Regions from separate parts of the Homo sapiens genome. Here region 2 is linked to region 1. A link is a loop called in an ENCODE intact Hi-C map of the cell type or tissue named here. Cell type or tissue: IMR-90. All regions are shown on one strand. Links, peaks and the distances in the headings refer to the core of each region. The heading gives the core; the rest is flanking DNA.

What was found. Hi-C counts contacts between places; a loop is a spot of excess contacts. Peaks named below come from ENCODE experiments on the same cell type or tissue, not always from the same donor. Only the 100,000 strongest peaks of a DNase experiment are listed, where the experiment ranks them.
Region 2: it touches region 1 in a loop (7-fold over the local background); 3 of 110 quality-filtered maps call a loop at or near these places.

The regions. Positions count from the first base shown.
Region 1 is chr11:88,392,669-88,409,385 of GRCh38, reverse strand. All of the region lies in intron 2 of LOC101929174 (a long non-coding RNA gene), which reads right to left. It also overlaps the pseudogene GAPDHP70. Among named protein-coding and RNA genes, the nearest start is that of CTSC, 63 kb to the right of the region's middle. In IMR-90, for the core only: no CTCF peak of the experiment used is centred there; DNase peaks (open chromatin) are centred at 6,405 and 6,995; H3K27ac peaks cover 2,138 bases.
Region 2 is chr11:88,472,507-88,489,223 of GRCh38, reverse strand. No RefSeq gene overlaps it. Among named protein-coding and RNA genes, the nearest start is that of GRM5-AS1, 24 kb to the left of the region's middle. In IMR-90, for the core only: no CTCF peak of the experiment used is centred there; DNase peaks (open chromatin) are centred at 6,153 and 8,863; H3K27ac peaks cover 925 bases.

The DNA.
Region 1 (16,717 bases), core at 5,067-10,066:
GGTGATGATGATGATGATGATGATGGTAAAAGGTAAAGAAATTAAAGCCAGAATTTTATCAGAAAGTATAGAAAGAAAGTAGAAAGTATAGGTTTTCTGCTCCTCCCATTTGACAGAAAGCCTCATCTTCTCGTGCATCACCAGCCTCATCCCTGAGACACCATGGTGAAGGTGAAGGTGGAAGTCAACGGATTTGGCCATACTGGGCGCCTGGTCACCAGGGCTGCTTTTAACTCTGGTAAAGTAGATATTGTCACCATCAATGACCCCTTCATTGACCTCAACTACCCCTTCATTGACCTCAACTACATGATCTACATGTTCCAGTATGATTCCATGGCAAATTCCATGGCACCATCAAGGCTGAGAATGGGAAGCTTGTCATCAAGGGAAATCCCATCACCATCTTCCAGGAGTGAGATCCCTCCAAAATCAAATGGGGTGACACTGGGGCTGAGTACATGGTGAAGTCCACCAGCATCTTCACCACCATGGAAAAGGCTGGGGCTTACTTGCAGGGAGAAGCCAAAAGGATCATAATCTCTGCTCCCTCTGCTGACGCCCCCATGTTCATGATGGGCATAAACCGTGAGAAGTATGACAACAGCCTCGAGATCATCAGCAATGCCTCCTGCACCACCAACTGCTTAGCACCTCTGGCCAAGGTCATCCATGACAATTTTGGTATCATGGAAGGACTCATGACCACAGTCCATGCCATCGCTGCAACCCAGAAGACTGTGGATAGCCCCTCTGGGAAACTGTGGTGTGATGGATGCAGGGCTCTCCAGAACATCATCCCTGCCTCTACTGGTGCTGCCAAGGCTGTGGACAAGCCAAGGTGCTGCCAAGGCTGTGTCATCCCTGAGCTGAACAGGAAGCTCACTGGCAAAGCCTTCTGTCGTCCCCACCACCAACGTGTCGGTAGTGGACCTGACCTGCCATCTGGAAAAACCTGCCAAATATGATGACATCAAGAAGTGGTGTAGCAGGCATCAGAAGGCCCCTTCAAGGGCATCCTGGGCTACACTGAGCACTTGGTAGTCTCCTCCAACTTCAACAGTGACACCCACTCTTCCGCCTTTGATGCTGGGGCTGGCATTGCCCTCAACAACCACTTTATCAAGCTCATTTCCTGGCATGACAATGAATTGGCTACAGCAATAGGGTGGTAGACCTCATGGCACACATGGCCTCCAAGGAGTAAGACCCCTGGACTGCCAACCCGAGCGAGAGCATGAGAGGAAGAGAGAGGCCTTCACTGCTGGGGAGTCCTTGCTGCACTCAGTTCCCCACCACACTGAGAATCTCCCCTCCTCACAGTTTCCATGCAGACCCCCTGAAGAGGGAGATGCCTAGGGAGCCCCTCCTTGTCACGAACCATCAATAAAGTCCCCTGTGCTCAGCCAAAATAAAAAAAAAGAAAGTAAAAAGTATAAGAAGACCTTAGAATCAACAGATGGCACATGTTTGCCTTGACTTAAAGATATGATTAGAAACCAATATTGTTAGTCTGAGGAGAGAAAAGTTGCAAATCTATAATGCAATTGTATTTTATCACAATAGGCTAGGTTGTACTACATTTAAAAACAACGTCCAAATCTCAGCATCCAAAAAATAATTGATTTATTTCTCTTTTTCATTGTAAATTTCAGGTCAGCACAGCTCATACTAGTAACGCAGGCACCCACTCTGATAAGGGTTTAATCTTCAACAATTACTTTGGCAGAGAAAGAGATGGGAGCAAATTAATCATGGCTCTTAAAATTTCTGCTCAGTAGCAGCCATATGCCAATTTCATTCAGATTTCATGAAGAAAAGTGAAGCACATGAGTATGCCTAACATCAAAGTGAGTGGGAGTCCAATTTTTTCTGTGTGATGGAAAGGACAGGAATGAAATATTTGGCAATAGACTGGTGATGATTGACAGCCAAACTGGTGAAGGATGCTCACAAAATTGGATTGTGTTTATGGGTGAACATAATTTGGAAATTTTAATCTATTACACCTAGGAAACTCTGCTTGAAGCTTAAAAGAGTTAATTTAACCACAAGAACGAGGAGACGGAGAAGGAGGAGGAGACTTATCTCTTATATTAAGAAATAAATTCATGAAGTTCTTTACCTCAAGAGTTGCTACAGACTAAAAAAAGCTTCAGAAAAAGTCTAAATTAGTACATGAAATTGTCTCCAAGTCAACTGAGAATTAAAAATTTTAAGATATCTCAACATTCCTAGTTGCTGAATCACTCAGTTGGTTTTTTATTTGTTGCTTTGGTTGGTTGGTTAGTTGGTTGGTTGGTTAGTTTTGTAAACAAGTAAGCTTGGTATTAACACAATGTGCTAATTTAGTGGTGACAACATTACTGGGTATCCATAAAACAAATATAGTGTGTCTTGAAATTTGAATTTTCTGTCAGCCCATGTTTTACCTATTCTATCTGTGAAAGAAGACAGTCCACTTTGTAGCCTAAAATACATTGGGGGTAAAAAATCCAGGGAAGCCACCCTCATCATTGTTTAGTATATAAATTGCTCTGAATGCCTATTAAGTGCAGTCTCTCTGCTAGACACTTTTCATACACTATCAAGTGTGCTCTTCTCCTCAACCTAGAGATGTAAAGTGCAGTGATCCTGAACTGTTCTCAAAGGCTTGTAGGGTCACGATTCACAGACATGTGACATGAAACCATCCTCTCTCTCCTGGAAAAAATTAAGTTTGATCAAGTCACTTGTGGCTCTAATCTCGAATATAGTATCAAAGCCTTTCCCAGTGATTACTTAGGTAACAAAGAAAGTTAAAAAAGCATAAGGTCATATTGCCCTTTTGAATTACTGATCAAATCATGTCCATGAACTATGAACTTGGGCAGACTTCTTTTAGTTTCCAGTCTTCATCCTTAAAGAGGGAGGTGATCTTTTTAATAAGTCTTTCAAAAAAATTTTAAAATCTCAAGCAAAAGAAGGCCCAAAAAACATAAATAGGAAATATATATATGTATACACACACACACAGACACACACACACGCACACACACATTTATCTTGAAATCCCAAACTTAAACCATTTTTCTTACAAAAAGAAAAAAAAATAATTAATTTGTGTGACAAAGGAAAAAGAGTCTCTTCTGATCATTGTTGAAGAATCCTGGAAGAAGTGTTATTGGTTCAATGTTACAGATGAAGAAAGGGAGGTCAAGTCATCAACACAAAATCCAAAACTGATCTCTATTCACTTTCACTTTCTGAATCCTCATCTCCCTTTTTACTTCTTTCTATCCAGCTCAAACGCCTGCCTTTTCCTGCTCGCTGCCAGAATTTCTGAATCCAGGATCAGGGAAGTCCCCAGTGAGCTGCATTCTCAAGAAATACTTATACACACCTCCCCACCTGCAGGCTTTTCCCAGACCTTTCATTTGTTTCCTAAGGGGTTCTGAGAGACATTTACTTATTAATGTTTGTATCAGGATTTATACTTTAAAAGAAAATTTGACATGGTGATTGCATTTGGTGAAACAAGGAATTCTTCGCGTTCGGACCAAGGAACTTCAATTGGAAAGAAATGTGAGTAAAGGCTTTTCTGGTGTCCTTGAAATCATACTACCACACTACCAGCCCTCATTGAGTGATGGCTTTACCCTGATTCTTCTAATTCAGATATCAGAAATCTACTATTCAAAGATGATTACCCTTGAGAAAGACTCATAAATTAGGAAATTTAAACCAAAAGAAAAGGATTCAATAATATAGGGCATGCAGGGAATGAGTTCAGACACTTAATCCAACCACAGTGTTTAAAAGCAGAGAAAATCCATGAGTACTCCTGTTGTCATTGGCTCAGAGATGGGTCATCTACTTTCTTTGTTTTTTTCTGTCAGTCATTTAGCCTGTGGCTCTCCTCTAATTAAAACTCCCACAGATGTTTCCAGACTGGCTATTGCACTCTTTTGTCACAGCACACTGAATCTCTACATTGTATAGAGTATGATCTCTTTTAGTTGGTGCTCAGAAGCATTTGAACACAAGACTGGCATAAGGATAATCAGAAATGATCAGAGGCAAATCTGTAGCTAAAGAGATGATATCCAAAGGAAATCTATGCCTACCAAAATTTCCCCTATACTTCAGTTAAAGAAAGACAGGAAAACAAATAGAGAAGCTAGTTTCCAGCAAGTTTTGATCCTGCCCTCATTTTCCCATGGCTATGTGGCACACCAACAACACTTCAGTTGAATTTCCTTGTTGGTACTTGTCTGGTCTCTTTTTTTCCCCAGTGTTGCAACTTGATTACCTAAGCCTCATCAACCCACTTAAACAAGCATAAATGGGAATTTCCACTAAACACATTTCCAAAGAATATTCAATATTGTTCATTGAAGTGAATTATCTAATGTATGAAAAATGAAGCAGCGTGAATTATCTAATGTATGAAAAACACTAGTTAACCCCTTTCACTATCATCACCCTTCTATTCTAGCCTTTTAATGTTCAGAGAGATATTTAGAATATCCCTCTTTGCTGAGAGCTCTACACACATTTAAAAAGCTAAATCAAATAGATGAGTCTAGAAACGAAATGTGATGTGGCAATGGGACTTTTTTCTGCGGCTTCTCATTAGATATCTGGGCTCTAGAGACTACAAGTTGACCCACAGCTTAATAAATTTACATAGAAATTTGTTGAAGAATCCTGGAACAATTGTTATTGGTTCAATGTTACAGATGAAGAAAGCAAGGTCAAGTCATCAACACAAAATCCAAAACTGATCTCTATTCACTTTCACTTTCTGAATCCTCATCTCCCTTTTTACTTCTTTCTATCCAGCTCAAACACTTGCCTTTTCCTGCTTGCTGCCAGCATTTCTGAATCCAGGATCAGGGAAGTCCCCAATGAGCTGCACTCTCAAGAAATACTGATACACCCCTCGCCACCCTCAGGCTTTTCCCAGACCCTTCATTTGTTTCCTTAGGGGTTCTGAGAGACATTTACTTATTAATGTTTGTCTCAGGGTTTATATTTTAAAACAAAACTTGAGATGGTGATTGCTTTTGTATGAGCCATTGCAATCGATGTATCATGGATACATGGATACAAAGGAGAAAAAATCTTAGTTCCTGCCCTTATGTTTTCCACCGTCTCTCATCACAGGAAGAGAGAAGTAATAAGTAAATTAACCTGTAACTCTACTGGTGACTGTAGAAGGCAGACACTTTACCAAGTGATATTAAAAATAATCCTTAGAGAGGAGCATGAAGTGGACTGGTGCTTCCATGATGTTGATGATGTTGTGATTTTTTTTAATGTAGGCATGTTCAGTTTGTGCTTTTATGTGCTCTTTTCTGTATGCATTTCTATATGGATTTTGCCTGTATTCTGTATTTCTATATTCTTTATGCATTATCTTAATTTTAAAAATGCTTTAAAATCCCTTACATGAATTACATATATTTAGCTCTAAATCCAGCATTGTTTCCCAATAACATCTTAGTGATATATTTACTACTTACCTAAGCATGTTTTTAGACAAGGGGGGATAAAAACAAATGAACAGCAACCAAAACAATGTTTCCTTACTTAACTGCTACAGTATGCCATGCAATGATCAGGCATTATACCTCGAAAGCCATAGTGAAGGAAAGAATTGTCTTGGCCACGATAACTCTCAAACTGAGACTTAGGGCTGGCTGTTCTGTGCTTTCAGGCACAGGGTTCACGGCATGAAGGAGTGAGGAAAGAAACAAGAATCTGAAGACATCTAGGTGAAATATGCTCTTTCCATTTAATTAATAGCCCACACCATTTACTATTATTTTCTGCCCATCTGTTTCACATATTCTGCCCACCTGGACGGCCCAAGAGAGCATTCAAATTTCCCAAGCAGTTCTAGGCTCTTCTATTCTCACTGCTCTCTGTGCATTTTAATCTTTCAGGTCAGCATCAAGCTGTATGAGGAATCACCAAGCAGCCTCCCAGATCGCCAAGCAGCTACCGCATGGTAAACACAAATCTATAGGCCAGGCTAGGTAGTGCCCCACATCAATAAAACTAAGAGTTAGCTATCTTCTATTATAGAAACTATGGAAAGGCTAGTGAACTCCTCATTAACCTTTTAAGTAATCCCAGTCAGCACTACCATCCTTAGTGCAGCAAGTTGATCCAGAGCTCAACACATTTATAACCAAAGGAGTAAAAACAAAAATCATAACCAGTTTTTATTCTCTAAGATAAAATGGTAACCTTCATGTATTTCAGGAGATGATAAAATATTTTCCTTCGGTCTTATCCTTTTCATTCCATCTCCATCCCTGCATCCTTACCTCCCTGTCCCAGCCATCTCCTCTGCTCCTGATTGCTAAGTCACTGTTAATAATGCGGTGGTCCCTCGGACTATGAGGCATTCGATGACAGTGCTTTTGTCTTACTCATCTTGCCTGCACACTGCGTAACACAGTGCTCAAACCAGAGTCACTCAATAAATATGGGTTAAATAATGAAGAAAAACATATAAAGACCAAACTATATGAGATTAACTATATTCCCTAAAACATAAGAATTTAGTCTGCTAAAAACTTAGAGCCCAATGTAAAAGATTAGAAATGGAAATAATATTATATCTACTTTAATATAACCCCCTTGTTTAACAAGTGAGAATGCAGATACCCAGAAAAGTCAGAGAGACAGCTGGGAAAAAGCCTCCCTCCAGGAGTCACACTAGGTTCACCACCCTAGGAGCAGTCTTTTCTGATTAACTTCCCATTCTCATCACTTGAAGTTTTGGTATTGCCTCAGCCAGCCACCCAAAATGTTCTCATGATTGTTTTTTTCTCTGATTTGCTTTTTGTCAGTTAAGTAACTTTTGTTTTGCTTTGTTTTGTTTTGTTTCATGAGTCAGACTCCTCTCAATAACTGTAGTGACCTTTTCTCAACCTTCCAGCTACTTCTCATTTGTTTAAACATTCTCTAAGTTGCCTACATTCCAACTGTTTATTCATGTTTAAGATAGAATGCTGTTAAAAACTGTGTCTATTAAAAGAGGGGTTAGAAGCCCTATCCCGAAATGTGATGTGAGTTAGTGGAGAAGGAAAAACGGAAGTGTCCCAGGCTGGTGAGGAAACTCACCAGAGCCTGGAGGATACCAAGTCAGACAGGACACACACAGGAAATCTTGATAAGCAGCCCCCAAAGACATTCTTTGCAAAAGAATAAAAATAAATGAATGAGACGGCTCATCTGCAACATCTTTCCAAAATGTAAGCAATGTAAAATTGAAACAAGGTCTAAAGCTGGTAAATTCATTCAAATATTTATTTCTTCAACTAACATTTAGAAATCATGTTTATTTTTACCAAATCTCATACCAGATAACTGGGTTATAGTACAAATAAGTCAATCCCCTCTTCAAGGAGTTTAGGTTAAAGGAACAAAGGAATGTTAGACAAAATTTCCCAGATGTATTGATGTTGAGCAAGGGTCTAGGTTTATTTCAAACTGTCAATAAGAGTACTCACTTCAAAGAAAGCCAATTCAAATGTTGCTTCTGCAAAGAGTGTCTTTCTAGTAAAAGCCAAAATAAATGAAAATGACAAAAAATTCTTATCTTGATAAGAGTGTTAGTCTAGGTACTAGAAAGGAATGTCTGCTAAAGTTTTTGATCTATTCACAAGATTTTAAGTTTGTAATACTATCACACATGTATCAGCTTTGTAGGCTAAACTCTAACTTCACTGATTGGGATGTTAATCAGAAGTATTACTAATTGATAAAGAACGATTCTTAAAGTATCAAAAAGTATTAATGTTTTGCTCAGGTTTGAGACATTTGTTTCTTTCTCACTACCTAAAATTTCTCCTATTAAACGGTGAGACGTACATACTGAAATTAGAACACATATTTTCTATCATGAATACAGATAGTCACCAGAGCTTTTTGTGACTGATAAGAATTATTAGTAAAAGTGAAAAACAATGGTATAAAGTGTTCAATGTTTGTTTCATTGAGTTATAAAGATACATGATCAGTGTCCTCACTGGGAGAATGTCAATGGTTTTCTGTTCTTTGCCACAACCTAGATGAAATATTCTCTCAACTAATATATTCTCTTCACTCTGACTCTCCTACTCAGGTATTATTTTCATCAGATATTCTTTTACTCTGCTAGTGGTGAATAGTTCTGTGTGGTCAGAGAGACGTGGTTTTAATATCTGCCCCACCACCTAACCAGGTTTGGATATTGGAAAGCTATTTAAACTTTCTGAACATCTCTTTCCCCATTTCTAAAATGGAAATAATTTCCCATCAAATAGAATTGTTTGAAGGTTACAAAAGATAAGGTATATAATGTATTACTCTCACAAAGTAAGCATTCAATAAATTATAATTACTTTAATTATATCATCATTATCATTATCATCACCACCACCATCATCACCACCACCACCACCACCACCATCATCATCATCATCATCATCATTTTTTTCAGCCACTGTGAGTATTCTCTGCCCATTGCATGAAGTAGACATCAAAGAATCTTAGGTTTGATTCTTTGCTTCAAAACTTGGTAGCTTTGAAATGAGGTGAGATTATTTAATGTTCTCATTTGAATTTCTCATCTATAAAATTGGGATAAAGAAAGAACTACATCACTGTGTTGTAGTGACAACTAATTTAAATAATATGAGTGAAGTGTCTACTATTGTATGGAGTAGGTTCTCACTAAATGACATTTCCTTTACCCAATATTGGCATTAAATTTGTTGATTTGTAAGCTTCATTAGTCTGATGCAGTCCCCTAGGGCCTGCTCATCCTTGGAGAAGGTAATCAAATCACATTACGGATCCTGCAAAACTGCAGACAGGATCAGGGTCTCTCATTAAGATATATTCACTTAAGAAGCTCCATCCCATGAAATAATTAGTTCCTGGTTTAAACCAAGTGTAAATATATTAAAAATAAATGAAAATGACATATGTATATATGGTAACTGAGTTCCATGTGTGTGCATAAGAGGGGTAAAAGATAATGGTTAGAAAATTCCTGTGAATAGAGTCAAGGGGAGAGTTTCATTTGAGGTCCATTTGGCTGCTAATCACAAGACTCATTTCTCATGGGTACACATCCTCCCTCACCAATTCCCTGGCTCACTCACACGTCCTGTGCATTGGGATCTCTGTTCCAGGCTCCAGCCATTATGAACTACCTGCTATTTTCTGATGATTTTGTGATCCTGCATTTCAATGTCTCTGTAACCTCTAGTCCCTCTGTCAGAAGTGGCTCTATACCCCTTTCACTTACCTTTCTTCTCTACCTACATACCTTTTACAACTCAGGTGAAATATCAACTTCCTCTAAAAATACTTTCTTCTCTCATTCCATTAACCTCCTTCCTCTGTGTTTCTTTGTCCTCTATCTTGACCTTTACTATTGACATCCCATGCAACATATTTTATTCTGCAACTCTTCTAAGCATTAGAATTCTTTTGGTGTAGGCACTTGGTCTTATTTGTCCATTTATAATTTTTTTGGTTCTTCAAGGTGCAGCTCAGCTCAAATAACACAGCTCCACTGACACTTGCCTATGAAGCTTTTCTAAAATAACCAGATATCTAGGCTTTAGACTTGATTGTATATCCCAGGTCTTCCATTATTAATTTTCATCTTTGATTGGTCACTCACAGACTTCAAGGTTCTTTTTTAAAAATTTCATCTGTAAAATAAAGATATGTCATTTATCTTATCGAATAATTGTAAATGGCCAAAACAACGTATAGTGCAAAGTATCTAGTGTCTAATAGAAGCTCAATAATCCTAATAATTATTTCTATTCTTCTCAGAATGTTTTTGGCATTTTTATTGTATCATTTATTTAACATATTATACCACATTTTGCCTTGTATTATTAGTGTCTATGCATTTGTCCTCTCCCTGTCACTGGATTTTAGATTTTGCTCAGATGTTCTTCCTTAAGCATGTGTCTCTGCGTGCATGTATGTGTTTTTGTTAGTAGAATTTATCCATGGCATAAAGCCAATAAATGAGCACTGAGGTTCTCATCAGAAAAGAGGGTGGTGTCAAGATTTAAACTAAGGTAGATAAACATGAGAAACACACAAACATTCAAGAATCCTATATAAACAAGCACAAAATATATCTCAGTAAACATTAACATACTATATGAACTATAGAATGTTAGACAAACACTAAGAATTATTATTAGAAGTAGGATAAAATTTGAGTTAAAATCGTGCCTGTTCTACAGTTACCATTAAGAGTTCATTTCATAACTTCTTCCATTTCTTTCTTTCTGTAAGAAATGAGAAAGGATGACTTCCAGATGAGGGAAATTAAACTCCTGGGTCAATTTTTATCAAGAAATTATGTGATAGAACCACACACAATTCTGTAACTATTATTTCCCAAACACTGTGGGGAAGCTCTAGGCATATCTGGTGTAAGCAAACAGAGACAGACTGCAGCACATGACGAATTATTCATGTATACTAGAGAGAAACTTGATTTTTGTCAAGTTCTAAATTTGAGGTACACAGCAAAAAAAAAGTGGTCTTAAAATATTTTTTGTATTTCAGATACACAGATTTTTTCCATCCCACAGGAAATCGACAAAAATAAATACACCAAACTGTTTCCCTGTATGGTAGTTTCCTTTTATCTATGGTTTCTCTTTCTGTGGTTTTAGTTGCCTATGGCCAACTGCTGTCCAAAAATATTAAATGAAAATTCCAGAAATAAACAACTCATAAGTTTAAAGTGTGCACTGTCCTGAGTAGAGTGATGAATCAGGGGCTGTTTCACTCTGCCCTACCCAGGGCATGAATCATCCCTTTGTCGAATGTTATCCACACTGTATTTGCTTCCTACCCATTATCAGATCCACTGTCACAGTATCAGGTTATCAGATCCACTGTCACAGTATCACAGTGTTTGTGTTCAAGTAACCCTTATTTTACTTAACAATGCTTAACTAATAATAAATTTATTAGTTACTGTTGTCAATCTCTTATGGCACCTAATTTATAAATTAAACTTTACCATAAGTATGTATGTATAGGTAAAAACATAGTATATGTAAGGTTCAGTAATATCTATGGCTTTAGGCATTTAATGAGGATCTTGGAACATATCCCCCAGGGATGAAAGGGAACCATTGTATGTAAGGTTCACCTTTGTGTTAGTATTAAGATATTGTTCCCAAATTCGTTTCTCAGGAAGTTGAATTTTAGCTTTGAAGTTGTTGATCCTTGTGTGTTTCTAAGAAATCAAATGTTACCAAGTGGTTACTAAGTAGAATTAAGAATTGGGACTAAAATAACGAATAAAGACAACTAAATATATTTCATGACCTCATTTTTTTTGAAGCCTTGAAGCTAAAAGTTGCTTTTTTAAATAAAAGAGTTCATGTTATGACCCTAGTTGAAAATACTTCTATCATTGCCATTTTACTCTGCAGAGCATTAAACTAACATGGAAACTAGGTTGCTTCTAATTATATAAAGATGGGAATAGACAGAGCCTTTTCATGTTTGGAGCTCTCCTGCCTGCTCTAGGGATTTATATTTAAACAAAATTCAAGAATATTTGTGTTAGTCCACTTGTGTTGCTATAAAGGAACACCTGAGGCTGGATAATATATAAAGAAAAGAGATTAAATTGGCTGAGGTTTTGCAGGCTTTACGAGCACGCCTCCAGCATTTGCTTCCAGTAAGGGCCTCTGGAAGCTTACAATTATGGCAGAAGGCAAAGGAGAGCAGGCATGTCACATGGTGAAAGACGGAGCAAAAGAGAGGGAGTGGGGAGGGGCCAAATGCTCATAAGTAACCAGTTCTCCTGTGAACGCACAGTGAGAACTCACTCATTACTGCAAAAAGGGCACCAAGACATTCTTGAGGGATCTGTCCCATGACTCAAACACCTCCCACCAGGCCCCACCTCCAACACTGGGAATTACATTTCAACGTGAGATTTGGAGGGGGTGCCCATCCAAACAATATCAGTATTCAAAAATGTTTATTTCTTAAATTAAATTTAAAAACATTCTAACAATCAACCCTAACACATCTAGGGCAAAATGTGTCTGAAGAGTACTCACTCTTTACATATATAAACTCTCATTTCTTCAATAATAATGACATATGAAACATCTATTATATGTGAGGTACAGTACTAGTTACTTTATAGATTATACCTGTTGGTCTGAGTGCAATTCCCAATCTCTCTCTCTCACTGGATACACACACACACACACACACACACACACACATACCCATAAAAATTCTGGAACCAACAATCTTAGAAAAGATGTGGCCAGCTAAATCTACCACCCTGTTTTTCCTAATAATGTCCTGATGAAAGCCATCTCATGGGCAGAGACACACATAGGCTCAAAATAAAGGGATGGAGGAAGATTTATCAAGCAAATGGAAAACAAAAAAAGGCAGGGGTTGCAATCCTCGTCTCCGATAAAACAGACTTTAAACCAACAAAGATCAAAAGAGACAAAGAAGGCCATTACTTAATGGTAAAGGGATCAATTCAACAAGAAGAGCTAACTATCCTAAATATATATGCACCCAATACAGGAGCACCCAGATTCATAAAGCAAGTCCTGAGTGACCTACAAAGAGACTTAGACTCCCACACAATAATAACGGGAGACTTTAACACCCCACTGTCAACATTAGACAGATCAACGAGACAGAAAGTCAACAAGGATACCCAGGAATTGAACTCAGCTCTGCACCAAGCAGACCTAATAGACATCTACAGAACTCTCCACCCCAAATCAACAGAATATACATTTTTTTCAGCACCACACCACACCTATTCCAAAATTGACCACATTCTTGGAAGTAAAACTCTCCTCAGCAAATGTAAAAGAACAGAAATTATAACAACCTATCTCTCAGACCACAGTGCAATCAAACTAGAACTCAGGATTAAGAATCTCACTCAAAACTGCTCAACTACATGGAAACTGAACAACCTGCTCCTGAATGACTACTGGGTACATAACGAAATGAAGGCAGAAATAAAGATGTTCTTTGAAACCAAGGAGAACAAAGACACAACATACCAGAATCTCTGAGACACATTCAAAGCAGTATGTAGAGGGAAATTTATAGCACTAAATGCCCACAAGAGAAAGCAGGAAAGATCCAAAATTGACACCCTAACATCACAATTAAAAGAACTAGAAAAGCAAGAGCAAACACATTCAAAAGCTAGCAGAAGGCAAGAAATAACTAAAATCAGAGCAGAACTGAAGGAAATAGAGACACAAAAAAACCCTTCAAAAAATTGATGAATCCAGGAGCTGGTTTTTTGAAAGGATGAACAAAATTGATAGACCGCTAGCAAGACTAATAAAGAAAAAAAGAGAGACGAATCAAATAGACGCAATAAAAAATGATAAAGGGGATATCACCATCGTTCCCACAGAAATACAAACTACCATCAGAGAATACTACAAACACCTCTATGCAAATAAACTAGAAAATCTAGAAGAAATGGATAAATTCCTCGACACATACACCCTCCCAAGACTAAACCAGGAAGAAGTTGAATCTCTGAATAGACCAATAACAGGAGCTGAAATTGTGGCAATAATCAATAGGTTACCAACCAAAAAGAGTCCAGGACCAGATGGATTCACAGCCGAATTCTACCAGAGATACAAGGAGGAACTGGCACCATTCCTTCTGAAACTATTCCAATCAATAGAAAAAGAGGGAATCCTCCCTAACTCATTTTATGAGGCCAGCATCATCCTGATACCAAAGCCGGGCAGAGACACAACCAAAAAAGAGAATTTTAGACCAATATCCTTGATGAACATTGATGCAAAAATCCTCAATAAAATACTGGCAAACTGAATCCAGCAGCACATCAAAAAGCTTATCCACCATGATCAAGTGGGCTTCATCCCCGGCCGGGATGCAAGGCTGGTTCAATATACACAAATCAATAAATGTAATCCAGCATATAAACAGAGCCAAAGACAAAAACCACATGATTATCTCAATAGATGCAGAAAAGGCCTTTGACAAAATTCAACAACACTTCATGCTAAAAACTCTCAATAAATTAGGTATTGATGGGACGTATTTCAAAATAATAAGAGCTATCTATGACAAACCCACAGCCAACATCATACTGAATAGGCAAAAATTGGAAGCATTCCCTTTGAAAATTGGCACAAGACAGGGATGCCCTCTCTCACCACTCCTATTCAACATAGTGTTGGAAGTTCTGGCCAGGGCAATTAGGCAGGAGAAGGAAATAAAGGGTATTCAATTAGGAAAAGAGGAAGTCAAATTGTCCCTGTTTGCAGATGACATGATTGTGTATCTAGAAAACCCCATTGTCTCAGCTCAAAATCTCCTTAAGCTGATAAGCAACTTCAGCAAAGTCTCAGGATACAAAATCAATGTACAAAAATCACAAGCATTCTTATACACCAACAACAGACAAACAGAGAGACAAATCATGAGTGAACTCCCATTCACAATTGCTTCAAAGAGAATAAAATACCTAGGAATCCAACTTACAAGGGATGTGAAGGACCTCTTCGAGGAGAACTACAAACCACTGCTCAAGGAAATAAAAGAGGATACAAACAAATGGAAGAACATTCCATGCTCATGGGTAGGAAGAATCAATATCGTGAAAATGGCCATACTGCCCAAGGTAATTTAAAGATTCAATGCCATCCTCATCAAGCTACCAATGACTTTCTTCACAGAATTGGAAAAAACTACTTTAAAGTTCATATGGAACCAAAAAAGAGCCCACATTGCCAAGTCAATCCTGAGCCAAAAGAACAAAGCTGGAGGCATCACACTACCTGACTTCAAACTATACTGCAAGGCTACAGTAACCAAAACAGCATGGTACTGTTACCAAAACAGAGATATAGACCAATGGAACAGAACAGAGCCCTCAGAAATAACGCCGCATATCTACAACTATCTGATCTTTGACAAACCTGAGAAAAACAAGAAATGGGGAAAGGATTCCCTATTTAATAAATGGTGCTGGGAAAACTGGCTAGCCATATGTAGAAAGCTGAAACTGGATCCCTTCCTTACACCTTATACATAAATTAATTCAAGATGGATTAAAGACTTAAATGTTAGACCTAAAACCACAAAAACCCTAGAAGAAAACCTAGGCAATACCATTCAGGATATAGGCATGGGCAAGGACTTCATGTCTAAAACACCAAAAGCAATGGCAACCAAAGCCAAAATTGACAAATGGGATCTAGTTAAACTAAAGAGCTTCTGCACAGCAAAAGAAACTACCATCAGAGTGAACAGGCAACCTACAAAATGGGAGAAAATTTTCGCAACCTACTCCTCTGACAAAGGGCTAATATCCAGAATCTACAATGAACTTAAACAAATTTACAAGAAAAAAACAACCCCATCAAAAAGTGGACAAAGGACATGAACAGACACTTCTCAAAAGAAGACATTTATGCAGCCAAAAAACACATGAAAAAATGCTCACCATCACTGGCCATCAGAGAAATGCAAATCAAAACCACAATGAGATGCCATTTCACACCAGTTAGAATGGCAATCATTAAAAAGTCAGGAAACAACAGGTGCTGGAAAGGATGTGGAGAAATAGGAACACTATTACACTGTTGGTGGGACTGTAAACTAGTTCAACCATTGTGGAAGTCAGTGTGGCGATTCCTCAGGGATCTAGAACTGGAAATACCATTTGACCCAGCCATCCCATTTCTGGGTATATACCCAAAGGACTATAAATCATGCTGCTATAAAGACACATGCACACATATGTTTATTGCAGCATTATTCACAATAGCAAAGACTTGGAAACAACCCAAATGTCCAACAATGATAGACTGGATTAAGAAAATGTGGCACATATACACCATGGAATACTATGAAGCCATAAAAAATGATGAGTTCATGTCCTTTGTAGGGACATGGATGAAATTGGAAATCATCATTCTCAGTAAACTATCGCAAGAACAAAAAACCAAACACCGCATATTCTCACTCATAGATGGGAATTGAACAATGAGAACACATGGACACAGGAAGGGAAACATCACACTCTGGAGACTGTTGTGGGGTGGGGGGAGGGAGGAGGGATAGCACTGGGAGATATACCTAATGCTAGATGACGAGTTAGTGGGTGCAGCGCACCATCATGGCATATGTATACTTATGTAGCTAACCTGCACATTGTGCACATGTACCCTAAAACTTAAAGTATAATAATAATAAAAATAAATAAATAAAAGAATAATGTCCTGATATGGTTTGGCTGTGTCCCCACCCAAATCTCATCCTGAATTTTAGCTCCCACAATTCCCATGTGTCATGGAAGGGACCCAGTGGGAGGTTATTGAATCATAGGGGAGGGTCTTTCTCGGGCTATTCTTATGATAGTGAATTAGTCTCATGATATCTGATGGTTTTACAAAGAGGGGTTCCCCTGCACAAGCTCTCTCTCTCTTTGCCTGCCACCATCCATGTAGACGTGACTTGCTCCTCCTTGCCTTCCACCCTGATTGCGAGGCCTCCCCAGCCATGTGGAACTCTAAATCCATTAAACCTCTTTTTCTTCCCAGTTTCAGTTATCAGCAATGTGAAAATGTACTAATAGAGCAAATTGGTACCAGTAGAGTCGGATGTTGCTGAAAAGATACCCAAAAATGTAGAA
Region 2 (16,717 bases), core at 6,011-11,010, 79 kb before region 1:
ACACAACTCCTGGTCTCTGAAGACTACCTAAGAAAAAATGAAACCGTTTACCTCCATCTCTGACAGGGCTTGACCTAATCTCAAGCCAGTTCCCTTTCTGCTGTTGTTTCCTTGCTTCTTTACAAAATTTGGCTTTAAACTAGGATCTCCAAGATTCAGAAACCAACTTTTCAACATAGGTGCCACCTGGCATTCACCTGAAATTCTCCAAAAGTTAGGGGAATCACCTGATAGTCACGTCAAGAGAGGAAACAATGTTGACTTTTATTCTAAAACCAAAAGAGACCATTCTACAATGTTAGGCCTTTATGTCTATGCACAGTGTTCACTTTGCCCTAACTGCTTTTTCTGGTCAAAATCCTACCCACTATTTAAGGCCGAGTTTAGATGTAACTGCCTTCCTGGATCCTCAACTAATCCATCCAGTCAATTGTGGTTGTTCCTTCCTCTACCCTCTACCCCCATAATTTGTCTTTCCAGTTTAGTCTGTAAGTCATTTTCCACACATCTTAACTCACTGGGTATGTCTGCTAAGTACTGATGGACTCCTTGAAGACAAAGTTAGTAAGTGTCGCTCATTATAACATTTTTTTCCAAGCAAATAGAAAGTAGGTCCTTCAGAACTTAAGGATGAAAGTTGAAGGAGATGGAAGAAGGCAATACTTTGCTGCAGAGTAAAGTACCCTTTCAGAGAGATCTGGCTATCCCTTTCACATCTCCTTCCTTCTCTCTCTCACATCAATGTATTGACTTCATTAGGATGTTGAAGTCATAAGCTGGCTGGGTGTGATGCCCATGCCTGTAATCCCAGCACTTTGGGAGGCGGAAGTAGGAGGGTCATCTGAAGCCAGGAGCTTGACCAGACTGGAAAATATGCTGAGACTCTATCTCTACAAAAAAATCAAAAATTAGCTGGGCATGATATCATGTGCCTCTAGTCCCAGCTACTCAGGAGGCTAATGCAGGAGGATCTCTTGAGCACAGAATTTTGAGGCTGCAGTAGCTATGATGGTGTTACTGCACTCCAGCTGGAATGACAGAGCAAGATCCTATCTCAAAAAAGAAAAAAGAAAATTGTAAACTAGCCTAATGATTCCCAAAAACAGATTTAAAAGAATTCTTCAGCAGAATCATCTGGGGGAACATTTAAAAACATGTTTCTAAGCTACTTCTCTGGAAGTTCCCAGAAGTTCAGATTAAGTGGATCTGACCAAACACCTAGGTATATGACACAGTATTAAATGATCAAAAATTTTAGAAATAATTTGCTTAAGACCAATTTTAATAATTTTAGGGGAAGACAGAGGCTTAGATGATGGGGGAAAAATAAAAACCGATATAGAAAGTATCACCTCAATATAGTACACAAAAGATGATGTAATCAGATGATGCAATTTCCAATGTAAGGTCATTTTATTTTATTTGTTTTGTCATTATATTCACTAATAATCCTCAAATAAAATTTTGAGTTATGCTTAGGTCACCATCATGGAATGGATATCTGGGCAAAAGATTACAGTATCCTTTCCTTTAGAAGTTATGCTTCTCAGTGTAAATTAATAATTGACATCCTAGTAACCATACATCAATCTCCATGTACTTGTTTACTGTGAGTTTGTTCTAGGAGACACATTCACAGCCATATATCAACAAAGTCAGCTTTCTGAACCTGTAAACCTCCAGGTCTTGAGAGGATCAAGTATATGTTTACCCTATTAAAGACTATATATTAGCCTCTGGTAAATACTCCACTACTTTTTTCTCATTCATCTTTAGTTAATACATGAGAAATGAAATGTAGAGGGGATCTGGAGTCCTAGACGTAAGTTTTGACTCTGTGACTGATTTGCTTTATAATATTTGTCAACAGTAATTATCATTTATGTGTTCTATTATTATGTTCCATACATTGTCCTTGACATCTTACACACATCATCCTGTTTAATTATCCTACCAACCCTGCAAAAAAAGACGTAATGTATGGCAACTATTTCTATATTCCTCCACATTAGCAATTCTCTCATTCATCCTTAGAAAAAGAATCCCAATTTCATTAAAGGGTATTGATGCATAGAATATATACAAAATAATTGGAGCTCTAACAGCTGCCTTGGACTGTAGTGTGATTTTAAGTATAGAAGTCACTTGCTAAGGATGCAGAATAGGAATAGCTTGGATTCCTGATGATAGCAGAAGCCACTATACCTTCCCTGGCTTTTCCGCCTTTGTAGGTTTTTTACATAAGAAGGAAATATGCAACTGTTATTTTGGGCTTTCTTTGTATATTCCAAACGTAACACAAACTGCTACAGAATTGGATTTATTTTAAATTGAGGAAACAAGGTACAGAAAGATTATTTAACTTAAGATCACACAACTAGCATGTACTGAGCAGCAATGCTTGGCCTGGCAATACTATTCTAAAACCGAAATTCTTTGTCATGTTTTATGACCTCAAAAAAGATATTAATACTTTTTATGCTTTATGTTTTGTACAGAAGAAAACTTGTATCTACTGACACTTTTTATGTGTCAGGCATTGTGTTGGCTATTGTCACAAGGATATACATTGCCTTGTGTATCATTTAATCTCAAGATTCCCTGTGTCTAAAATTTAAGTGATATCTAAAAATTTAGAGATAAAATATCTCTTTTCATCTCTGTGAAACTAAAACCAAAAACCTCTTTGTACAATCTAGCAGGGAACACTTGTCAATATGCAGCCAAACATTGACTAACGTATTTTCTCCAAGTTAGGCCAGCTCCACCAGAGAAAATGATCTCTTCAACTTTGATAAACCCTCATATACAAGATTCAGAACAAGTGAACATCACACTTGTTATTTTCTTCTGATTCCTTTTCAAATAACACTGTAAGTGTTATTATTAGAACCTTAAGACCCATTAGAAACAGGATAAAAGAAAATAGAAGTAACTAGCTCTCCTACTGGGATAAGAGATGAAACAAGAGAGAGAAAGTTTTGTTCTCCAAAGCAGCAATTCCACATTATGAGATTACATAAAGAAGAAACACACACACTCACATATACACCACTCACCACACACACACACACACACACACACAGAGAGAGAGAGAGTGAAAGGGGGGTGGTGGAGGAACACAGAAAAACAGAGCAAGGAAAAAAATTAGAACATTTTGGAGGGAAGGGTTCCAGATGGCAGCCAGGATGAGCCTCTGCCACAAAGATGAACCAAAATATCAGGTAAACATTCACACGTTGAAAAGATTTTTTGAAAGAGAACACTAAAATTCAATAAAGAGGCAACAGAAGACACCATGAGTGAAGAGAGAGAGAGCAGGGCTGCCTGCTCAGCATTGCTGGGTGCCAGGACCAGCCTCCAGACCTGGACCCAGATCCAAGGAAGGGATGAGTGAAGGAACCTCAGGGCATAACATTCCTGCCATAGACCTCTGAGATCCTAGCTACAGGAGAGTTCCATGACCCGTGTAGACCTTTAGACTGGCAGACAAAGCCTGCTCGTGGTGATCTTGAGTCAGGGAGGAACCCCCCCACTCAGAACAAAGAGAAAAGTGTAGCACAGGTTCATGTAGTGGCATGGGAGATGGGTACCCCTCCCTTCATAAGACTAGACTGGGAAGGGTGAGGCCTGATAGCCATGGTTTCTGTTCAAGGGAGTCTCACAGCCCAAAACACCTGGAATGACTAAGTGATCTGAATGCAGATAGCTTGAGTCTAGCCTAACCATTTTGGCCTGCTGTCAGCAGCAGAATGTTGGAGGGAGACCTGCTGCACCAGGGGTGTGGGAGCTGGGCCAGTCCCACTGCTGCCTGCTGGGCTGAAAACCCCAGGCCACCCAATTTGCCTTAAGCAGACTCTGTGGTACAGGAGAGGCAACTCAGCCCCTTGGCCCCAGCTGCCTGAGAGTCTGCCTATAGCCGTGCCAGGATTGGGGCTTGTGCTCGCCTCAGAGAGCATGGTCACAGGTTTGTCTGTCCCAGCCCCACCCAGATTTGCTTCCTCCAGCTGCCTGGGTGGCAGAGCACAGGACAGGAACCCCTGGAAACTCCAGGGTCCAGCCCATTGCCAAGGATACTCTCGTACTTCCCCTCATTAACAAAGGTCAAGTAAAATTTCCACGGCCACCACCACAACTACCTCCCGCCTGCAAGTGCCACCTATTAGCCTGAAGGTCAACCTATATGTGTCATCACAACTTCTCCTGACACCATTATAGAGCACTCAGGCAGCTCATACTTGAAAGTGCCACCTACAGGCCAGTAGGGTGAACTGCAAAAGCCAATATAATTCCTGCTGACACACGTGCACAGCACTGAGGAACAAAGTTCCAGAGACCTCCACCTCCCATCTCTGTAAGAGACAACAAGCCTGCTCACACATGTAGTACACTGTTGCTACAATCTACAAACAACCAGCATTTAAGAAAACCACTACATGAAGGCCATCTATAACCAAGGAATTTATACAGATCTTTGGCCCCCTAAAAGCACAAGAAGCAGAGAAAAAGAATGCTACTCAACATACACAACAGTCACACACTCAAAGTGGAAAAAATCTCATCCAAATGAATGTAAACTCACAGCTTCTCTGGAAAGAATTTTGGCAATGGCTATTTTCCCAGGAATTAACACCAAAATTTATATGCAAATATGTTCATTGTCTTCTTATTTACTGTGTGACCTTTGGCTTTCTCTTAAAATAAAAGCCACCTTTAATTTATAACGTTTCATTCCTGTGAAAAATATTAATTTAACAAAGTCTGTGACAGGTTTTCTTGCCTTCCATAAATGATTTAGTAATACTAAACTCATTAGGGGAAACATGAAGTTTCCCAAAGGTACTACCTGTAGGTGCTCTAAATTCTTTAGAATGTGAATATTCTCATATGATGACTAGGACAAGTGTCTCTCTCATTCATTCATTCATGCATTCATTCATTCAACAGATGGTTTATGACTGCCTACTATGTGTAAGGCACAGTGCTAGGCACTAACGATGCAATGGTGAAAAGAAACATGTAGTTGTCACTCTCTTGGGCCATCTAATCCAGGAGGAAAGATAAATCAAATAATTACACAAACAAATAAGAAAGCAGCAAATGTAAAGATATGTTTTGAATATCAGCTGTCAGTCAGGGAACAGGCAACATAAAAAATAAGGTAATAACAAATTTTTATTTTATTGTGAACTTAGCAGAAATTTTATTTTCACAAATTTTACAGTCTTGGCTTTAACTATTCCATGATATACTTGAAAACCTCTTATACTTAGCTAATGAATGAACCTTCACCTTGGCTTTGTTGTTCTCTCTTCAAACATTTGAAAATTTGTGAAAATCTCGGGACTTGTTCCTCATAAACCACAAGAGTTTATCCTACAGTCAGTGTTTCTCCCAGGATTGACCTATCTGGAAATTAAGGCTTTAACTGCCTTTAGTGCTATAAGATCAGGATTTGTTGTATTTAGGGCTATATCCTCTGCACCCAGTATCTACTATATAATGAGTGCCCAGTACATGATTGTTTATTGATTGAACTGCTGGGATAGTTTGTTTAGAATAAGTAAAAGGAGGCTCTTAGAAAGTGATGCATGACCTTGCCTACTTGTCAGAACCACCTGGTGAACTTAAAAAAAAATAAAATCCTTGTTGTTCTTTCTTGGCAATTGTGAAAAGGAATAACCAGCATAATTTTGATAGTACCTACTGTCACTCTCAAAGTGTACCAATTTGGTTGGTAAATTATGTGAGACAGATATATATATATGCGTGAATATTAAATATAAGAAGACAATAGAAGTCAAAGGTGGGTGTCATTGGATGTACCTCTACCATACACAGACTTTGGAGTCAGACAAACCTACATTCCAATCCCTGCTCTTCTACTTACTAGTGGTACCATGAGTGAAGAAAAAAATCTTACTTAAACTGGCATCTGTGGCAAGTTACTTTACCTCCCAAAGACTCAGTTTCATCAACTAAAAATGCAAATAATATTGGTTTCTTACTCATAAGGCTGTAGTGATTATTAATAATGTGCAAAGAATGTTGGTATGGCACAGAGTAAACAGCAGGTGAATAAAATGGTTTCTCCCCAGTACATACATGCAGTGGGTTCCCAACTGTCTTTTTCCCTTAAGAAATGAGACCCACACCCTTGAAGGAGACATAGATAATGGTTTGCACATGACACACTTAATGACTTGTGGGAAAATACTTTCATTTCACATCACTATTTTGTTCAACATATCTGGATTATAGTTTCTTTCCAAATAACTAGCTGTTGACTTGAAGGATGACACACGCACAAAGCCTTCTCGTTATTCAGGAGGAAACAAGATAATTTAAATAGTCCAATTTTTACCTCTTTGTAGCTTTCTTTTGTGATTTGTTTGGGGATGTTAAAAAGGCCAAGTTCCTCAGTTGTAGCCTTTCAATAACATGTCAGTTTACATTATCTGTGAGATGAACTCTACCTCTTATACAATGTCTGCAAGTTTTGCCGCCTACCAGTGAGAAAGCAAAAGACAGCAAGAAAAATAGGATGTGCTAGGAACATCTTTCTTCCCAAGCCCTGCCCTCCTCAATCTGCCTAAACATTCTGCAAGGATTATTTCTTGTGAGACAAAGTCCTTGATTCAGGCTCATGGAATAAGTAGGATTGCGATAGGCAGGAAAGATTCCAGAGGGAACAAAGATATCAAGATACAGAAGGACTAGATGGATTTAAGAAAAGTGAATAATCAGTCTAATGAAGATGGAGTATAAGTGATGTCAAGGATAAATTGGGAAATGAGAACTGAATGCTGTGTGGGGTCCAGATTATGAAGAGCTTTGAACTCTAGATTGAGATTAGGTGCTATTCTCTAATTAGAGTTTGTGGGGAATAGGAGACATATTTTCTACTTGAAATGGACAGCTCTTATTCAGATAGGGCAGATCAACTGCATTCTGCAATGCAGTTCAGAGCCTATAATCCTTTACTTTGGGAGGAGTGTAAAAGACAGCTAGACATGTGGGCCATCCAGTGGGCCACATATGATGAAATGAGGATATATAGGACAGAGCAGTAGCAGGGGCTCCCAGTGCAAGAATCAATAGGACTTAGTGACTGATTAGATTCAGGAAATTAAGGGAAAAACGAAGTCAGATGACTGACTGAGATTTTCAGGTTGGATTGCTTGGAAAATGATGATGTCCTGAAACACTTTAGGTGCAGACCATTTTGACCTAATGTAAGCCTTAAGTGGGAATTTATTATAAACAGAGTAACAGCTACTAGTTATTGAACATTTACATTGCCAGGAACTATTAAGAATGCATTATAGCTATTATCTTATTTACCTTCTCTTCATAGTACTGGTAGGTAGGTACTATTTTCATATGAGCAGAGTATTTTCATATCACCAGAGGTTTAACCAAAGTCGCATAGCTGATAAAGGAGAGGCGTAGCATTTGAATCCAAATAGCCCTGTCCAGAGGGCTCTTAATCAGTAGTCAACATTACCTCCCCATGGTTAACATTAGCCTCGCAAAATACCAAACCCTTAAAAGGAATGTAGCCAGCCTTTAGGAAGGGATGAAAAGAAAAATAGGAAAACGGGTGGCAAATAAAGCAGTATTCAGCTTTGATCTCTCAGTTCTGCCTCACCAGCCACCTGGTGGAGTATGGCAACCAGAGGAACATGGTAACCCAGAGTTCCTGAGTTTACACAGTTGAGTTGTAGCCCCCATGGGTCTCTCACTCTTTTTATCTCAGTTTTATCCTTATTTATACTCTTATTCTCTATCTAATGCCAAATCCCTAGAAAGGAATTGTGACTGAAGTGTGAGTAGATGCCCAACTCGGTCCAGTCATTAGGGTCTAAGGTCCCCACTAACAACAGCTACTGGAGGGATCATCTCTGATATAAGAGGCAGTTATTCCTTGGCAATGACTGTAAATTGCATAGTCTACCCGACTTTTTATCATCAAACATCCTTGGACTTGAAATTGAAAAGGCCTAAACTTAGATTTGTGTTATACAACTACCATTAACAAGTCACTTGTTCTCTCTGGGTCTTGATTTCCTCGAAAATAAGATACTCATAATTATGCTTGCACAGTCTACCTCACAGGGTGATTATGAGGGCCAAATGGAATAACTGCTTTCTAGTATAGCTAAAATTAATAAAGTGCTTATCATGCATGAGCACTATTTTAAGTGTTTGGTATATTACTGACATTAACTCTATGCTTGACCCTATGATATAGATGCCAATTTATTCCCATTTCACAAAAGAAGAAACTGAGAATCAGAGAAGATAAGAAAATGTGCCCAAGCTCACACAGCTGTAATCAATACACTATAAAACATAGCTTTTGAGTCTGTTTTTAACCACTCCTTACATGGGTATGAAGGGACCTAGTAACCTACCAAGCACTATCCAAACATGAGAAATTGTTACTACTGTCAACCACTGCATCTAACAGCAAAAAACAATGTTTAATCTAATCAAATGAAATATGATTGGGCGTTTGGATTTTTGTTCCTACAAGATTTTAGTGCTCTGGTTTTGCTCTATTTCAGTCTTTGTAGGGAAGATACATATTAATTTTGTCTTTAATTTATTTCATGGGAGTCTTTTGGAAAACATTTGGTTTGACTCTCATGACAAATACGTTGAAGGCTCCATGATAAATTAATTTGTTGTGTTCATTTGGTTTTATGGCTCATGAAATTTGTGTAATTTATTGCTGCCTTGGGATGTCAGTCTCACTCAGTTCTAGTTCCAAAGTAAGGTCCTACAGAAAAAGAAAAGGAAAGCATGAGAAAAATGGTGAGAATGGCTGAGTCAAAGCATAAAAAGCCAAAATATCTAGGCAGAGGGCCAGGGAAGGGAGGAAAATCTTGGTCACTTCCCAAAGGAGTATGTTCTCTAGGAAGAGATGTTAATAAGTAAGGCCTTATTTATAGCTTAGAAAAAAATGAAGGGAGGTGTGGTTAGAATATGTTGGGGCTCAAAAAATGTTAGTACAGGACATTTGGTGTAGCTGGGCATTCTAGGAGCAGGGGCTAGAAACCTTAGTAAAGGGCAAGAGTCTTCTCCAGGAGGCCCGCCATTTTCGTAACTCAGTAGTTGTGTGTGCAACAAATTCACCTCTTTTTTTCTACTTCCCCCTAATTCAGTTTATCAATATATGTAAACCAAATGCAAATTACAGGTTATCTTTTTGCAGCAGTTGAGATAGCCAAACTTTGATTCAGATGTTTGCTTGGGTCTGATAAACTACAAGGGAAGATTCAAGGTGCCTACAGTGTTTACTTAGCCAAAACTATGTGCAAGAGTATATTATAGGAGAAGAGAGTTTGACTTGGGTAGACACACCAAATTATCCAATATCATTCACTAGTCCTGACTAATTGTGGACTTACGAAAAAGATACAACATAGCCCAAAGTAGGTAGTTTTTCTTCACAAAGTTTGAGCTCACTTTTGAAATTTCAGACTATCCAAATAAACAATAAAACATATAAAACTAAAAGAGAAATTGGTGTCTAATGAAACACTTCATGGTGCAGTAAATACAGCCAGTGCTGTACAAACTCAGAGAAAAATGAGCAGCACAGAAGAAGGTTCCCTGGAGAGCTTGAATGTCACCTGGGCCTGGAAAGATTGCTGGGTTTGGATTGGGATCAGTAAAGGCCATTCCATATAGGAAAGATTGGAAAGGGGAGGTTTGATTCACAGATTTATTTTAACTGAAACTCTCTTATGTGCCAGATCTCATAGTTGAATGGGCTTGAGTGTTCCATAAGTTCCTGACTAATGAACAGTTGGAGAGTCTGCATAAATAAGAGAGAGGTATTAAGTAACAGTAAAAGGTAGAAAATTGAGATGGGACCATATTATAGAGGAGCTTGAAAGCCAGGTGATGGACTTTCAGAGACAAAACTATTAAAGGAGCTTAAATTAAGAAATGTTATAATAAAATTGACATTTAAAGAAGATGAATTGAGCTGAAATGTACAGCCAGGAGGCACTAAAGACAACCAAAAGAATATGGCCACAGACTAGGTGTGAATTATTGAGGACCTGGTCCGAGTTGTTGCTAGAGCACAGAGAGGAAAACTGACATAAATGATTGTCTTAGTCCACTTAGACTGCTGTAACAAAATGCCTTTGATGCAGTAATTTATAAATGACAGAAATGTGTGGCTCAAAGTTCTAGAGACTGAGGAGTCCAAGATCAAGATGCCAGCAGATCAGTGTCTGGTGAGTGCTTGCTTTCTGCTTCATAGACAGCCCCATTTTTATTTATCCTCATATAATACAAGGGGCAAACAAGCTGTTGGGCCTCTTTTATCAGGGCAATGATCTCGTTCATGAGGACTCCCTGGTGCTCTACTCTCAGAGCGTGACTTACTCTGTAGGTGAAAAACATACAAGCACTTGCTTCCCTTGGTGTGGGGTAAAATGAGACTGGCATTCGTCCTAGGTAACTGTGCATTGTCCCCATTTCTCTCACCTCCTCAGCCAGGGCCATTAACTCAGTGTGGCAGCTTCTGTTGAAAGAAGCCCCAGTTAGTAAAACACTGTGCCAATAAAATAATCATGTACTCTAGGGGAAACAGCCAGCTGTTACGTGCCATGCTGGAGTGCTTTTCAATTTGGAGACAACCATCCTTTTCTTAACAATGACTGCCAAGTACAGATTTGTCATTCACTGAAGACGTGAGGAAGCTTGATATTAAGACCTGTTTCTTTGTGTCCTTTCAAAATCAGGTGTAAGAAATGAGAAAGTCAGGGAAAAAATAGAAAAGGACAAGAAAATAAATGGCCTGACTATGTCATTCATAGAGTTATAATGAGGGCTTTACAAGTTTACTACTTGCTATCATCATCAGGATGATTCAGCGTTTCAGAAGATACTCAAGTATACTCTTTTCCCAATTTCCCTGTCTCTAACTTACACATCACCTCTAGCTCCAGCATGAAGATTTCAAAAATACCACTTATGTATTCTCTTCTGTCTTTTTCCTTTAGGACATTGTTTCTATGATCTGAATGTTTGTATGTTACCAAAATTCACATGTTGAAACCCCAGTAAATAATATTCAGAGGTGGGGTCTTTGAGAGATGACTAGCCCACCTTTTATTAGCCTGTGCCCAGGATCATTAGGATCAGCTCTCTCACCTGGCTCTGCTGGTGGTTGCTGACTGCATGCTGACTTTCCTCTGCACTGCTACACTCCTTCCTCAGCAAACTCTTTGAACACACAGCCTCTGCAGAAAAATGCTTTTTGCTTACACTCCCTATAGAAGTTTTAGAATCTTCTCTTCTTACCAGTATCCCCAGGCTTCCAAAAGAGGTCATTCTTACTACTTCCTGGGTTTGTGCTCTTTGAAAGGCCAACCCGAAGGAGGCCCCAAATTAAAACATATCTAACCATATTTTTAAAAGTTAATAGCCAATTAGTGTTAATTTCATGTAGCATCAAGCACATAGTTTTCTAACAACTTTCTATTAAATATAATAAATACAGAAAAGAGTACATACCAGAAGTGTAAGCTGAACACAGATGAAACCAACACACAGAAGGGCCCCTTCTGCTTCCTTTCTGCCTCTGCCTCCGCCTCTCCCAAAGACTAACCACTCTCCTTACTTCTAACATCCTATATGGGATGTGTCTTTTTCTATGCTCTCTATAAATGGAATACAATTTATACTATTTGTATCTGGCTTCTGTCACTCAACATTATGTTTGGGAAATTCATCCATATGGTTGGAGCACTTGTAGATTGATCACTCTTATTGCTGTTTAGTTTTGTGCTCTCTTGATTTGCTTAGTTGATCTCAGAAATTATGAAAATGACTCACTTCTAAAAGTTAGAATTCCACATAAGCAATGTCTTTGGGGAAAAGAAGCCTAAAAGTATATAACTCGTTAGGATTTATAGGCCATTTGATCCAATATTTTTCAAACATTTTTGCATCCAACCCTTAGTGGGGGTGCAACCACAGACAAGTCAACTGACCTTATCTGTAAAATAGAGATGATACCTACTCCAGAGAGTTGCTACCCAGATTACATGATGTGATATTTGTACAAATATCCAGCAGTATGCCTGACAAACAGTAAGAACTCAAGTTTTTTTATATTTTAAATTGAATAGGTAGTTGTGTTTCTATGACCAACCTGAAGCAAGACTTGCAGCCATCGCTGTAAACTAGCAGTCAAAAGCTGGGGGGCTACATGGATGTGTTATACAGACAATTGTTCCTCATTTCTGAACACCTGGATTCTATTACTAACCTCCCCTCTTCCTACCTAAAGTACTTTAAGGCTTAACCATTTTAGCCTCAATGGTCTCATTAGTTAAATGAGGATATTATATGTGTGTGTGTGTGCTCTTGTGTATATGTGTATATATATGTATGTATACCTATACATCTCATGGGATTGTTGTGGTAACATACTATATTCAGAGGTACTTTGTAAAATAAAATATTTTAAAGTCCAAATGACGCATATTGCTATAGAAAAGACCATGAACCACCTAACAGTTTTCACATCACAATTATCATAGAGAAAAAGCATCATGGTATCACTTAGGAGAGAAGTGAAGAGGTTTTAATTAGATTCTTAATAGCTACACATTGTAGAGAACCTACAATATGCCAATCACTGCTAAACACTCTACAAACACATACACTGATTTCCTAATTCCTCACAATGACCAGGATTTAGTATTACTCTCTTTCTCACATGAGGAAATTGGGGTTCAAATAAGTTAAGCATATTATCTAAGGTCACTTGGTAATGGGTAAGACCAAGGCACAAGCCCAAGTTTGTCTGGCTCCAAGGCCCATACTCTTGGCACCACATGGCACTGCCTCAGCAATGTGAAATAACAGATGCTGCCCAAATTAAAACTACATGGAGTTATGATTAGCACATTGGCATGGGCTCTTAAGTGGGCAGGACAGATGCTGAAACTAGGCAGAAGTAAGTGTACCAACTGATGGGAACCAGGACAAACAATCAAAGAACATGCCTATGAAAAAAAAATCTGTTGCTCCCAGAATGTTAAAACATTTTTGTTTAAACAGAATCCTCATGTCCTTGTTATGAGGAACAGTCAGAGATTTAGTGAAATATTCTCAGTGAGTCAATCAGGAATGCTGTTAAAAGTTACAGTGTGCCTGGTTCTGGGAAGACTGCATAGGTATAACGTGATCTTTAAATGGAATTTATTTAAAGTGTGATCCTTCAGTCCATCCATGTCCCTTTTGGCCATGCTTTTAAATTGCTTATAAACATGTCACACAGATTGTTAAAGGAAACACACAGGAAACTTTCAATCTTCTTGGGTAATATGATCATGAAATACCTCAGGGAAAAAAAGTACAGATGTTTTATTTGGAAATTGTGTTCTTTCTTTTTAATAGGAGTAGAACTACAGCAACTTTGTTAATTTACCTAAGGTTGAATTTGAAAGGAATAGAGAATGTAGTCAGTTCTGTCCTTACTACCTGGTTAAAAAGTCCTTTCTGAAAATACCATCAAAATGGACATTTTTAAAAAAATGACAGAGATCCTCTAATACAATCTGTGTTGCATCTCCCAAGTAAATATATGAAGGAAGTAATTTCCTATCCTTTTCCAAATATTAATTCAGCCATTTTGTGTTTTGTTCTAATCATAAACATAATGTATTCTTTCAATAAATATTTTAAATGATGCCAAAAATGATGTAGAAAAAAATGTCATTACGCATACGTGAACGTTGTTAGAACTTAGATGAACATTCTTTCACAGATATCTCTTCTCTGTCTCTATTTCTTTTTTTCCTCTCTCATGCACACCTCACACACATCTGTGCATATGCATACATAATCTTACATAAATAAAATCAAATACAATGAACATTTTATTAATCTTCTTCTTTGAACATTTCCATAGATATTTTTTCCAAGGTTTCCATCATCATGTTTAGTGGCTGCTTAGCATTTTATTTTATGGATGATAAGGCAGACGGATAGTATTGATTAAATATCCTGGAATCAGAGACAGCAGTTTCTGTCAATACATAACAAGTCCCTTTCTCTCATAAGATCTTAAGTTCCTTACTTGTAAAAAAGGTGACTGAAGTAGGTGGTTTACTTAACACCGGCATTCCATAGAGGAGTATTCTATATCCTAAATGGAATTGTTCTTTCCATTTTCATGGGCTCCATCTTCCCTATACCCTAGAATTATTTACATACAGTACTATAAATGAGGTGCTGTGATAGCACAAGAAGAGAGAGCAAGAGATTACTTAATTTAAAACTCAAAATATGTTTGTGGAGGAGAGCTTTAAAAGAGGAACTTGATTTTGAGGAACCAGTAGCACTGAATATGTGGTATGACATAGAAAAGGCATTCCAAAGCAGGGAACAGCACTGATACAAGGTACTGAGGCAGGACAGAGCACTTTATCAGATGAGACTGATCAAAGGAGCTACTTGAAGGAAAGTGACAATAGCTGGTCGGGATCATATTATAAAGGAAAGGCATATATTGGGAGAATTTTGAGCGGAGGAAGGAAAGGGGTAGGTAATGAGAGTGTCTGAAGGTTTTAAGCGGGAGGAAGATAAAATAATAAGAACAAGATAATTTTTTGTGTGTGTGCTTCCCTTCCCTCCCTTTACCCCCTTTTCCCTTTTTGATGGTTTGGAAAAGGAGAGTTACTAGATGCAGGAAAGACCATCTGGGCTATTAACAAAGCTGAATCATGTTGGTAGTACTACAATGGGCAGGCAGCAGAAGGCAACACAATGCAGTCACTAAGACCCTTTAGGACCAGAGTACCTGGTTTTGAATGCTTTCTCAGGGTTAAATAGCTTTGTGGCCCCAGAGAGTTACTTGATTAAATATGTTAATGTCTGCATATACTGAGCCCTATACGTGTTTGATTAAAGTATTATAAAGATGTGATGAATGCAAGAGACATTTCACAGATAAACTCAGTGGGACATTTAGGGGAAAAGCTTTGATGCTGTGAGACAAAGAAAGTAAAGATGATTCCAGGTTACTAAGAAGGAGCAGAAAGAGAGCTGGGGAACAAGGGGGCAGCAGGTTTGCACAGGGAGACTGACTGGTGTCAGGTTTATGCTAGGTAGATTTTGAAGTACAAAAAGGAAATTCACAAAAAAAAAATATGCAACTGAAGATTTGAAACAGAACATGGCACTCAGGAACCCAAGTAGAGGTATAGATTTTGGAGTCATGAGCTTCACATATCATTTGGAGTGATTGTTGGGTTGAGATGTGGTAAGATGATAATTCTAGGCTTACAAGATATATCACATGTATTTATCCTATAAATATATCTAATATGTGCATAGAAAATTATCATTTTAACATTGGTCCTGTATAACGGGAATCCATTTGTAACATAACTTAAAACTCTGTTATTACCTCCAAGTAAACATTGATGATACTGTGTTTCTCACACCCAACCAGTCTGTTAATATAAATTCCAAATGATTTTTTCAACAGCGCTGCATAAAACAGTGACAAATCCTCTACTTAATGAGCCTCAAAGCAATTAAGACACAAATACATTGGAGAATCCCATTGCATTTAATCATCAGAAAAAGAATAAACAAAAATGCACTCTGATGATGAAATAAATTTTACAAATCAATTATAATTTAATTTCCTGAACAGATTTTGAAAGCCACAGATCTCTGATATGACATAGTTATAGGTTAATTGTTAAGTACTGACAGAATTACAGGAAAATAATGGGAAAAGTACTTGGCCAGGATTTAGAAAAACTGGGTTTTTGTGCTCTTCAACTGTTTTTATGACTTTGGTCGAATCATTATGCTTCCCTGAACCTCAGTTTCCTTATTTATCAAATTCCACTAAAAATATCTTTTCTGATACTATGATGAAAATAAGAAAGATACTGCAAGTAGAAATTACAGTAGTCCTCCCTTACTGGTGATAATGATTTTTTTATGGTTTCAGTTACCCTTGGTCAACCTCAGTCCATACTAAATGGAAATACTGAACGGAATACTCCAGAATTCCATTCTAAATGGAACACTCCATTTACTAAATGGAATACTAAATGGAAAACTCCAGAAATAAACAATTCATACATGTTAAGTTACACGCTGTTCTGAGTAGAGTGATGAATGAAATTTTATGCCGCCCTGCTCCATATCACCTGAATCAAACCTGTCCAGGGCATCCATGCTCTATATACTACCTGACCATTAGTCCCTCCGTCAACTTGGTTTTCACATAGAAAAACATAGTGTATATAGGGTTCAGTGGCTTCAGGCATCCACTAGGGTTTTGAAATGTATTCCCTGAGGATAAGGGAGGACTACTGTATTTTAAAGTCTGCTGACCAGTTTTGCTAACACATGCAGGTACAAGTTTAGATTGGTCTTTGGCAGTTGCGGCAAAGAGAGTGGCCCTAAGTGCCAAGAAATCCCGTCACAGTTTCCTTATCACGTCGATGTGTTTAACTTATCGTTCATCACAGTCTGGACCTCAGCTTTGCAGGCTCAGCACAAGGAGGGCAGGTCCATTTCTCAGTGGTAGACTCTAATATATACAACTGAATAAAATGGGAAAAAAACAAACTTTCAATGTTCTAATCTGTAACAAGATACAATAATCCGAGAATTTAATACTTAAAATAGAAATTCCATCACTTTTTCTCTCTTC